2 separate regions of the Mus musculus genome follow, and region 1 is linked to region 2. The links are chromatin contacts, found by Hi-C or POLR2A ChIA-PET in ENCODE. All regions are on one chromosome and are shown on one strand. Each heading gives the region's core, a stretch centred on a gene start or an enhancer-like site at or near the end of the contact. The rest is flanking DNA. Distances are from core to core; before and after follow the strand shown.

Region 1 (5,343 bases), core at 2,368-4,867, 84 kb after region 2:
TCAGGTGGTGAATATAGCCCCGATGCCCTGGCAGGAGCTAGGGCGGTGGGAGGAGTCTATGGCTGTTGTGCTGGGCAGATGGGGGGCGTGGGAGGCTCTGGAGGCCTGGGGAATAGGCCGGGAGTGTGGGTCTAGGCTCCTCTCTCCCTTCAGCAAGAAGTTCCTGTGGGAGGAACTGGAGCTGGTGCGGGAAGAGGTGACTTTCATCTATCAGAAACTCCGTGAGTTCCTGGAAGCACACAGCCTGGAAGGAATGTGGGGCTACTCTGCTTCGCCTGGTCACTGAGCCCTCTTCCCCAACAGAGGACCAGGAGGATGAGATCTCAGAGAATCTCCTGAATATCCAGAAGATGCAGAAAACTCAGGTGAAGTGCCGCAAGGTGAGTGGAAAAAGTGAGTACGTGAGCAACGCCGGGCCAACAGGTTCTTCCTCTGGCTCCCACCACTGGACATGATCTAGGAGGCAGAATTCAAAGCCCAGTGCTGCCACTTAATGCTATGTGATTATGGCCAAATCACTTTGCCTCTCCGGGCTCGATTTGCTTCTCCATATAATGGGTATACTAGCGGTGCTCCCTCCCTGATCAGAAAGTTGTGCTCACTGAGGATTCCGTACTCTCAATACAGCCTGGAACTGGAGTGCTACGTCATGATTACCTTTTCCTATGCTCATCATTACTTGCGTGTCTGATCGCTTGCTCCCCCCACCCCCTCCCGAACCTTAGGTTCTTACCAAGATGAAGCAGCAGGCATACGATTCATGGCCAGAAGCCGAGGGGGTGCCCACAGAAGGCAACGGTTGCTGTAAGGATGACCTCCAGAAGGAGCTGGGTGACATATGGTGAGGCTAGCTCCTGGTGAGACCTCTGATCCCCTAACCCTCCTCCAGCCTGCCTCTCTACCCACTCCATCTGGAACCCAGTTGATTCCTACTTCTTCTGGGCCTCATCCCTTCCTCGGCCGCTCTCTCCCTGGCTCGGTTCAGGGGTACCCTGGATGCCCCAGCATCTCGTGGGGCCCCCGTTTCTCTGTCTCCCCACAGGTCTGCCGTTCACAGTCTGCAGAGCTCCATTGACTGTCTTGCTTTGTCAATGGGCACCAGACCCAGGGCCTCCAGCCTCAGAGGTAAGGGGCCGAATGTAATAGGGGAGGTGACCCCCAGCCTCATGTATATGAGGCCACCTTTAGGGAGTCACATAGGCTGGGGTTCCAAGGCTAAATTGGATAGCTGAGAGACTGGTTGAGATTTTGAAGAAGGCAGAACCCGAGAAATTAGGGGATGGGTGAAAGAGAACTTCAAACCCAAGGCGAGTCTGGGTGTTTCATGCACAAGCCACTTTGGGGTCACATTTAAGATCTGTGAGATTTTTTTTTCTCTTGCCTTTTTTGAGAAATATTTTCACATAGCCCAGATTAACTTAAACTCACTATGTAGTCTAAGATGACCTGAACTTCTGCCCTCCCCCCTACTTCCACCTCCCCTGTTCTGGTCTTACAGATCTGTGCCACCATTCCTGGCTCTGGGTTTTTTAAAAGATGTATTTTATTTTATGTTTGTGGGTGTTTTGCATATATCTGTGCACTGCCTGCATGCCTGGTGCCTCAGAGGCCAGAAGAAGGCATCAGACCCTTTAGAACTGGAATTACAGAGAGTTGTAAGCTACTATGTGGGTGCTGGGAATTGAACCTGTGTCCTCTGGAAGAGTAGACAGTAGTACTTTTAACCATTGAGCCACCTCTCTGGGCCTCTATGGAATATTTTTTTAAGATTGATTTATTTTATGTATATGAGTACACAGTTGCTGTCTTCAGACACACCAGAGGAGGGCATCAGATCCCATTGCAGATGGTTGTGAGCCACCATGTGGTTGCTGGGAATTGAACTCTGGATTTTTAGAAGAGCAGTCAGTGCTCTTAATCACTGAGCCATCTTCAGCCCCCCTATGGCATGTTTTTAAGGGAACATTTAAAGGGTCACTGATATAATTTGGTATTACTTTCAGTCACCCAAGGGATGTGGGTGTCTGGATCATAAGTGAGTATGGTTTCACCTCAAGGGATGTGGTTTCCGTATTCCAAAGTTGCTAGTGAGTCATATTGAGGACCTGAGGGCCAGGATGGCACGTCTCTCCCACAGGCCAGAAAGGACACCAGTGCAAGAGCTCTCAGTGCCCCTCCTGGGACTCCGATTCAGACTGGGAGAGACCTTTCAGCAAGAGTGGATCCTACCCTCCCGGTACAGACCCTACTCAGCCCCTCTCCATCCCTTACCATCTGGCCCACTTGTGATTCCCACAGTGTAGGCCTCGAGGCTGGCACTCTATCTGGGCATTTGGTCCCTGGTTGGCAACCCTGAGTTCTCCTGGTTCAAACCAGACCACGACCTACCTTCTCTCCCTGTAGCTTGAGCAGCTGGGACTGCTTGCCCTGAAGATCCCTCCAGAGAGAAAATAAACTAGCTGAGACCTTTCTCCACCCTGGACTTTTGCACCTGCTGGTTCAAGAGTCTGGGGTCCTCCCCATGCCAGATAACTCTGTTATCTCAAAGGATGCAGAGACTGGCATGACAGTGAGACAAGACTTAGGGTGTAATTAGTTGGGCGTGTGATCCAAGGAGGTAGGTGGAAGTAAGCATATCACTTTAAAGTTAATACAGCAAGTATGAAACCAGCCTGAGCCACAGGCGACCTTGTCTCAAAAACAAAGAAATGAGCCAAACAAATGGCTCACTGGGCAAAGGCACTGGCCACCAAATCTGAAGACCTGAGTTTGATCCCAGGGACACTCATAAAGGTAGAGAACTGACTCATGCAAGTTGTCCTCCAATCTATAAATGCACACGGGCACACACCTTGATAAATAAATGTAATTAAAAAAATTTTTTTTAAAGACAGGGTTTCTCTAGCCCTGGCTGTCCTGGAACTCTCTCTGTAGACCAGACTGGCACGGAATTTATAGAGATTCATCTGCCTCTGCCCCCGGAGTGCTGGGATTAAAGGCATGTGGCCACTACTGCCCAGCAAATAAATGCAATTTTAAAAATTTAGAAAACACAAAATCAGGACACCGCTTGCCTAGCATGCAGGAAACTTTGCGTTCCAATCCTATCACACAAACCAGATGTGATGGAATAGGTCTGAAGTTCCAGCACTCAAGGAGATGGAGGCAGGAAAATCCAATGTTCAAGGCTAGTCTTGGCTACAAAGAAAACTGGAGACCAGCTTGAGCTGCCTGAGACCCTTTCTCAAACACAAAAATGGATCTGGGATGCCATGCGGAGAGGCGTACCAGAGAGTGTTCTTTGAAGAGGCCGAGCTCCTCTCTTCGCCTTTTCTACCTAGCTAGTCCTTACTCTATCTCCACTCTTTTTCCCTTCTAATCTCTGCTTCACGTCCTGCACCGCCTCTTTGATTCATGCAAATGAGCGTTTATAGCCCCGCCCCGACATGATCACAACTCCCCGCCCATCTGTGTTATGCAAATTAAGGGCCCAATGGCCCCGCCTGCCTGGCTAACAAGAGGCTTGGGCCCACTCCACACTGGGTTATGCAAATGTGATCGTGCTCCCGCCCCACTGGGTTATGCAAATAAGGCATCCTGTGGCCCCGCCCCCACCTCGATCACGGAGTCTGCGCGGAGCGGCAAGTCCGGCGGTCCAGACTTCATCTCGGTGTCCGCCTGCCTGACCAGCGATCTATCTGACTGTTCTACGGCGCCGGGACCGTGTAGAGGGAGCGAGGGTTCAGGCGGCGGCGGCCTAGACAGGGTGAGGGAGAAGCGTGGGCGCCCCCTCTTTTTAGCCCGGGGAGCTGCCCAGCCTGGACACGCAGGTCCAGACCATGGACATGGGTCCTTCTGATCCTTTCCCTGTGGGTCCATTGCGGCGAGGGGGGGCGAGGGCGATAGGGGGAGGGGAGGCGGCGATCTAGGGCTTTAGATGGGGTTGGGGGAGGGGAGTCTGGAGAAGGGGACCCCCCCCACCCGGGGGGAGACCTCAAGAGCCAGGCCACAGTGCTGCGAGGGTGGCTGTGGGTGAATGATGGTGTAGTTGCCCCTTGTTGGTGTGTGGTTGTGTAACTGGTTGTGTGGCTGTCTGGCTGTGATGGGTTCGGGTGTGTCCACTGATTGTGTGTGTGTGTGTGTGTGTGTGTGTGTGTGTGTGTGTGTGAGAGAGAGAGAGAGAGAGAGAGAGAGAGAGAGAGAGGAGAGAGAGAATATACACTGGTGTGTGTGTGTTGGTGTGGTGTCTAGTTGTGTGATCTGTCATTTTGTAGTTACTGTTGTATTCCTTCTGATGTTGTGTGTCTGTTTTGCAATCCGGCAGGTGTCTGCTCTTACCTGCCTTTTGTGTGTGCTGCAAGTCCCTGTCGCATATATCCCATATATCCCTACCTGACCATGTGGCTGAGACTGTGGGTGGCACACTGTCTCTGCTATGACTGTGGAGAGGGTGTTCATGTGTGTGATTGTCATTGAGCGCCTTGTAACTGGGGGTGTGACTCTGTGACCCATTCTGTGACTCTTATTGTGTGGAGTGACTCTGCTGTGATTCTAAGTGGTTAGCAACCTTGAGTCTATCTATGGTGGTGACTGTATCAGGACAGGGATTTGTGGGGGGCTGGGCTGTCTTTCTGTGTGTCTCTCTGACTGTGTCTTTGAGGGGGTATGTTCCATCCGTGTGGGTGTCTATGACAGGCCATATGCAAACTGTGTGTGTGTGTGTGTGTGTGTGTGTGTGTGTGTGTGTGTGTGTGTTTAGGGGTGCTGGGGATTTGTGTGAATGAGCAAATCTGGTTTGCTCAGCATGAGACAGGCACCCCACACAGTGTGCTTGGCTCTTGCTGTGGAATGGGTGGATGTCATGTTCTGAGATGTCCCTGTGTGTAGTGTTTGGGATGGAGGCCACGCCTGGGTTATATCTTATGTGGGAGTGCCCATATGGGTGACTCTGCACACCTGGAATCTGGTGACCCTCTCTCCAATATGTCATTCTGTGGAGTAGGCCTCAATGGAGCCCTGGATGCACAGTACCCACCTTCATCTGCCTGGGCCTCAGTTTCCACATCCGTGCAATGGAGATGAATGTTCTTGCCTTGCTGGCCTCACGGAGTGGCTGTGAGTTGGTGGCAGTGGAGGTGGATGCCTGGAAGAAGCCCTAGGGCTCTTTCACAGGTGAGACCAGGTGTCAGTAGGTATAAGCTGGCTTGACTGTATTGGCTACTGATGCCTTGGGAATTGAAGTTAGATGTAGGGGGGTTGGTAAGAGGAGACTGGAGAGGCAGCTGGCCTGGGAGGATGGGGGGTGTTCGAGGCAGCTGGGAGAGAGGGAGTGTCTGGCTATCA
Region 2 (5,797 bases), core at 3,160-5,659:
AACCCTGCAGAAACATGCAGACCGTGGCATGTGGGAGAGAAATAGCCTTGGTTCACATCAGTTACTAAGGAGCTGCTCCGACAGCTGAGGGTGGCAGAGGGCTCCTCTGTGGCACAGGATGGAATTAATGAGACACTCTATCCCAGCCTTCCCCATGGTCTGACCTGCCCAAGGAGCTGGATTGGAAAGGCAGCCTGACCCCATCACTTTGGGCATCTTTTGTGGGCCTGAATAACTGTTTTCTCTCCTTTTTTGGGGATGCTGGGGATCCCTCCTCACGCTTACTCTGACAATGATCCACCCCTCCCTGACCCAGTCTGTCTTAAAAACCAAATAGCTGAGAACCTGAATTGGGGGGCCCATTCCTTTCCACTACGCACACGCATGTCACTGCATGCCCCTTCCACGTGCAAAATAAAGCAGCTAATGCTGTTTCTAGAAGGCAGCGCTGTGCTTCTGCGGCAGCAGCTCAGTTAGGTGCTTGCTTTGCATGCCTGAGCAAACCCAAAACCAAGGGAAAGACAATTGATGGGAGTTTTCTTCCTCCCACGCGACGATACGAGACGGGGTCTTGGGAATCAAACTCAGGATATCTGGCTTGGTGGCAAGCCCCTTACGTGCTCGGCCCTCTCACTGCCCTAGCAACAAAAGTAAACTTAGATTTATTATGTATGTGTATGTGTGTTCTGCCTGCATGTATGCATATGCACCATGTGTATGCCTTGTGCCCTTAGAGTTTAGAAGAGCGTAGAGTGTCCGATCCCCTGGAGCTAGAGTTATGGATGACTGTGAGCCACCATGTGGGTGATGGGAACCCAACCTGGGTCAGCTTACCTAACCTTGAGTCACCTCTCCAGCCCCAGTGACATTAAAGTGAAAATGAAGGCTCTGTGCTCAAAATCAAACCTTCAGGCAGACTTCCCTGAAGCCTGAGGCACTCAGAGCCCATGGCATTATTATTTTTTTTAAGATTTATTTATTTATTATATGTAAGTACACTGTAGCTGTCCTCAGATACTCCAGAAGAGGGCATCAGATTTCATTACAGATGGTTGTGAGCCACCATGTGGTTGCTGGGATTTGAACTCAGGACCTTTGGAAGAGCAGTTGGCGCTCTTAACCACTGAGCCATCTTGCCAGCCCCCGCATTATTATTTTTTAAAAGATGCCTGGTAGCTGGGCAGTGGTGGCATATGCCTTTAATCCCAGCACTTGGGAGGCAGAGGCAGGCAGATTTCTGAGTTGGAGGCCAGCCTGGTCTACAGAGTGAGTTCTAGGACAGCCAGGGCTACACAGAGAAACCCTGCCTCGGAAAAAAAAAACAAAAACCAAACCAAAAAAAAAACAAAAAAACAAAAAAAACAAAAAAAAAGATGCCAGAATAAGGGCGAGGCTGTGGCCCCAGCCCAGCTGGTCTCTTTGTCCGGAGAAAAGGCTAGAGAGGGTGGGACACTGCCGTGTTCTAAATTCCTACAGTGGCCTTATGCCCCAACTAGGGAGTAACTGGGTAGAAGTGCATGGAGAGGGGAGAGAGAGAGAGAGAGAGAGAGAGAGAGAGAGAGAGAGAGAGAGAGCAAGCCTACATACAGATGGAGGTCAGAGGTCAACTTCATGTGTCCTCAGGAACCATTCATCTTACTGTCTGAGACTGGCCTGGGGCTCTCCATCAGGACAGGACAGTGAGCTCCCGGAAGCCACCATTCTCCAGCCTCAGCTCCCGGAAGCCACTGTTCTCCATGCTCCCAGAGCCCCAAGGTTACCGCTAGTCCCAGCTATTTTGTACTCGGATGTCAGACACTGAACTCAGGGCCTCATGCTTGCATGGTTGTTTACTGACTTCATTATCTTCCTAACCTCCAAAACATCTTTTGAGACAGTCTTGTACAGTCTAGGCTGGCCCCAGTTTCACATTGTAACCAGGCTGGGCTTGTGTTCACAACCAGGCATGCATCATTATGCTGAGCCACCTCCATAGTTCACCCCCAAGTCTAACTGTTTTAGGTGTCCTGGTAGAAGACCTTCCCCCAGACCCCTGGGGGGTCCTCTGTGTAGCCCTGGCCATCCTGGAATGTGACCTGTAGACCAGGCTGACCTCAAACTCACAGATCCACTTTGCCTGTGCCTCCCAAGTGCTGGGATTAAAGGCATTTGCCACCATTGCTGGCAGAAGACATTGCTAAGAACAGAGATAGTCTGCAAAATGGCTCTGCAGGCAAGGGCATTTGCCACCAAGTGTAATGACCTGAATTTGACCTATGCAAAGGGGGAGGGATCGATCACCACCCTCAAGTTGACCTCCAACCTCTCACCTGTGCTGTGACACGTGTGTACACACACACACACACACACACACACACACACACATCATGCAAGAATAAGTGTCGTTTTTTAAAAGCAGTACCACACTGAATTGAATTGACTGGGTTTTAGAAATCAGGCTGCAAGTGCAACAAGAGACACTGTAGCAACTGTGGTGCTCCTCCCAGGCTGGCAAGGGTTACTGGGCCTATCGTTATAACAGGGAAGATGACAAGCCAGACACAGGGGCTGGAGAGATGGCTCCAGCGGTTTGGTTTAGAGCACTGACTGATCTTCCAGAGGTCCTAGGTTCAATTCCCAGCAACCACATGGTGGCTCACAACCATCTGTAATGGGATCAAATATCCTCTTCTGATGTGTCTGAAGATAGTGTACATACATAAAATAAGCAAAACTTTAAAAAGAAAAAAAAGCCAGACTCAGAACTCATATAACAGGGAGCAGAGACAAGAGGATCCCCAGGGCCAGTTCCCTGACCAGTTTATCTGGAGCTCCAGATCCCAGTTGAGTGAGCCTGCCTCAAAAATGAAAATAGAGGGAGGCTGGCAAGATGGCTCAGGAGCAACTTGCTGCTGAGCCTCCTGAGTATAATCCCAGGAAACCAAGTGGAAAGAAAAGGCTCCTTCCTACAAGCATCCTGTCACACACACACACACACACACACACACAACGAGAGTGGTATACACATGTACACACAGTAAGTGAATGCTAGGATAGGGTGAGAACCTTTCTCAAAATAAAGCAAACACAAAAGCAAGGTGCTGTAGATGTGGTTACCATGGAAACTGAGTGTGGCAGGGGGGGCCAGGAGTTCATGGCCGGTCTTGGCTACATAGTGCATCTGAGGTCAGCATGGGCTACGTGACCCCATCCCAGACTAACAAAACACAACAAAGTAAAACCAAGACTCCATTCAGTTGCAGGTTCATCTGGGGTTGTGGGAGAACTCAATAGGTAGGTGAATGTGCAGAAGCATCTATTTATCTACCAGGCTGCTTGGGAAATCTTGGGCTCCCTCACTACATCAAGGCCCAGGATCATTCTGCACATCTTTCCCACCTGAGCTAAAGGCATAAGGACTTAGGAGGCAAGACAACAAACAGAAAACTGCCCAACTGCTCTGCCCCAGATCACAACCCTCCTCTATCCAGAACTCTCTGTGGCTCTCACTTCACTTGGGGTCACAGTCAAAGTCCTTCTGGCCTACAAGGCGTAGGCCCTATAAAATCTATTCCTATTGGTCCCTCTGTGGCCCCAGGGCCTTTGCATTTGCTTCTTTCCTGGATGATGGGCAGATCTCTTCCTTCGCTCCTTTAGGTCTGTGCTTAACTCTACCTGGCCTACCATTGAGACCCTATCCTCCCTTTCCTGTCTTATGCATCCACACCATACCACGGACACATCTATGTTTGTCCCACCAGAGCGAAATCCAAGAATGGGGCAACTTTCTTGTGTCTCCATCAGGGTGGGACCCACAGAGTGGCTTCTCTCACCTAAGGTGGTCAGACAGGTCTCCAGAGGATCGGATACCTGGGATGATTTACCTGGGATGATTTCTAACCTACCCCAGATTTGAGCCTCTCTCACAATCCAGTGTCCATGGAAGGGGATCCCCCAGCATCTGTTGCCTGTCCCTCCCCTGTCTGCCCACCAGCTGGTTCAGTCCCCAGCCCCCTCGGCCCCCTCCCACGCCCAGCCGGTGCTGGGAGAGGCTGGGGCAGGAGACTGAGGGGCTATCCCCAGCTGTCCCCAGCTCCAGACAGCTGGGTCCCGGGACCCTGGGCGGGGGAGGGGTGCGAATTTCCCCAGGCTGGTGAAGGGAAGGACGGCAAGAGGGTCCGAATGCAGCCTAGCACTCTCGGAGCCCGGCCCGCACGGACCCGGGATGCGCTTCCTCCTCCGGGAAGTCCTCGGGGAGCCCGGCACGCCCCCGCTGCCCGCCATCTCCAGCACTCGCCCGTCCCGCCCAGAGTGGCCGTGACCGCGGCCGCTCTCACTACCTGTTGATCTTGTGAGCGAAGGCGCGGCGCTCCGAGGCCGCCATGACGCCCCGCGTCCCGCCGCAGCCTCCCGAGTCTGGGCAGCCGGGCTGGGCGGAGCAGGCGCGCGGGAGAGGCGGGGCCTGTGCTGATGGGGCGGGGCCTGCACTTCGACCCGCCCCAGCCGCGGAACCAAGACGGGAATGACGCGGGGTCTTCTCGGGGCGTGGTGGCGAGGCCGGGCCAACTCTAGGATGGGGAGGAGCCTTCTCTGGAGGGGGCGGGGCTTTCCCTAGATAGGGCGGAGCCTTTTCTGGGATGCCGTGGGGCCAGCATTGAGAGTGGGACAGAAATACTGGGGATGGGGAGGAGACAGCGCTGACAGGAGGATGGAGCAGGCTGTGATCTGGGATGTCGCTGCTCTAGGATAGGGACCGGGACAAGGCTGGAGAGATGAGGATCTTTGTGGGCGTGGCTTATGAGGGACGGTCCTTGATGGGCGGGACGTTGTGAGTGGCTCATCTCTGCGATGGGCTAGGGAGCTGGGGACCAGGCAGAGCAGGGCATGGGGTGGGTGTGGAGCAGGGGCAGGGCATGGAAGGGAGTGTTCCCCTCCCACTGGGGTCAAGATGGGGAAACTGAGTCTTCTGTTGGGCTGGGAAGAAAAAATACGGAACATCAAAACCTGTTAGGTCAGCCGGGCAGTGGTGGCTCATGCCTTTAATCCCAGCACTTAGGAGGCAGAGGCAGGCTAATTTCTGAGTTCGAGGCCAGCCTGGTCTACAGAGTGAGTTCCAAGACAGCCAGGGCTACACAGAGAAACCCTGTCTCGAAAAAACAACACAAAACAAAACAAACAAACAAACAAAAAAGTTAGGTCCTCACTAGTCCCGGAGGCACGCTGCCTAAAAAACAACATCAATGTCACACAATAATTACTAAGGTTTTGTTTATAGTCGCTCAATGGACATAGGTGGGAAGAACTGTTGTTTTCCACTACTGACAAGTGGGTTAACTGAAGCCTAGCAGTGTGGAGGCTTTTACATAGTAGGCCTCAAAAGGTGCTCAAGGGACTTCCTGCCAGTCTCTGGGTTGCAGTAGAGAGGTGGATGAGTCCAGCTAAGCTCAGGGGTGTCACTCTAGGAGGTGTGACTCAGAAAGCCAGTATCGATACCTGAGCGAGCCAGTCCGGAAGTTTCTGATTACCTGAAGTTGTAGGATGTCTTCATTAATTTGTGGCCTTAAATATCTTCCCAACAGCTCCTTTCCCAATAACAGTTTCCTAGAATTTTTTCAGTCCTGGCTCATCTTTGGATATGCCAATTGTCTGCTGCCTCCACACCTTCTCCTGAGTAGCTTCAGCCCTCTGAGCAGTCACGGTCAAAACAGTCTTGGTAGGGTAGGCAGCTGTGCAGCACAGGACATGTCTGCCTCAGAGCTTTTTTGAGTGCTGCTCGTTATCCCACCTATGGATGGATGCTAGCAGGAGCCCCATCTAC

What was found. Hi-C counts contacts between places; a loop is a spot of excess contacts on that map. ChIA-PET counts read pairs that join two places held with the same protein, here RNA polymerase II (POLR2A).
Region 1: a loop to region 2 is called in a map of T-helper 2 cell, with 2.5 times the contacts of the local background. The contact joins the promoter of Plppr2 here to the promoter of Dock6 in region 2. A Hi-C loop is called at or near these places in 1 of 37 maps with a recorded cell type or tissue (T-helper 2 cell). POLR2A ChIA-PET finds 5 or more read pairs at or near these places in 2 of 5 experiments (both embryonic stem cell).

What each region holds. Positions count from the first base shown.
Region 1 is chr9:21,933,393-21,938,735 of GRCm38, forward strand. It overlaps Plppr2 (phospholipid phosphatase related 2), which reads left to right and starts at 3,618. Exons shown (of 10, transcript NM_001290299.1): 1 at 3,618-3,766; 2 at 5,003-5,172. Ccdc159 (coiled-coil domain containing 159) reads left to right here. Exons shown (of 13, transcript NM_025977.3): 8 at 154-221; 9 at 304-380; 10 at 726-841; 11 at 1,043-1,125; 12 at 2,138-2,236; 13 at 2,404-2,480. The coding sequence ends at 2,408.
Region 2 is chr9:21,848,226-21,854,022 of GRCm38, forward strand. It overlaps Dock6 (dedicator of cytokinesis 6), which reads right to left and starts at 4,410. Exons shown (of 50, transcript NM_177030.3): 1 at 4,320-4,410. The coding sequence starts at 4,363.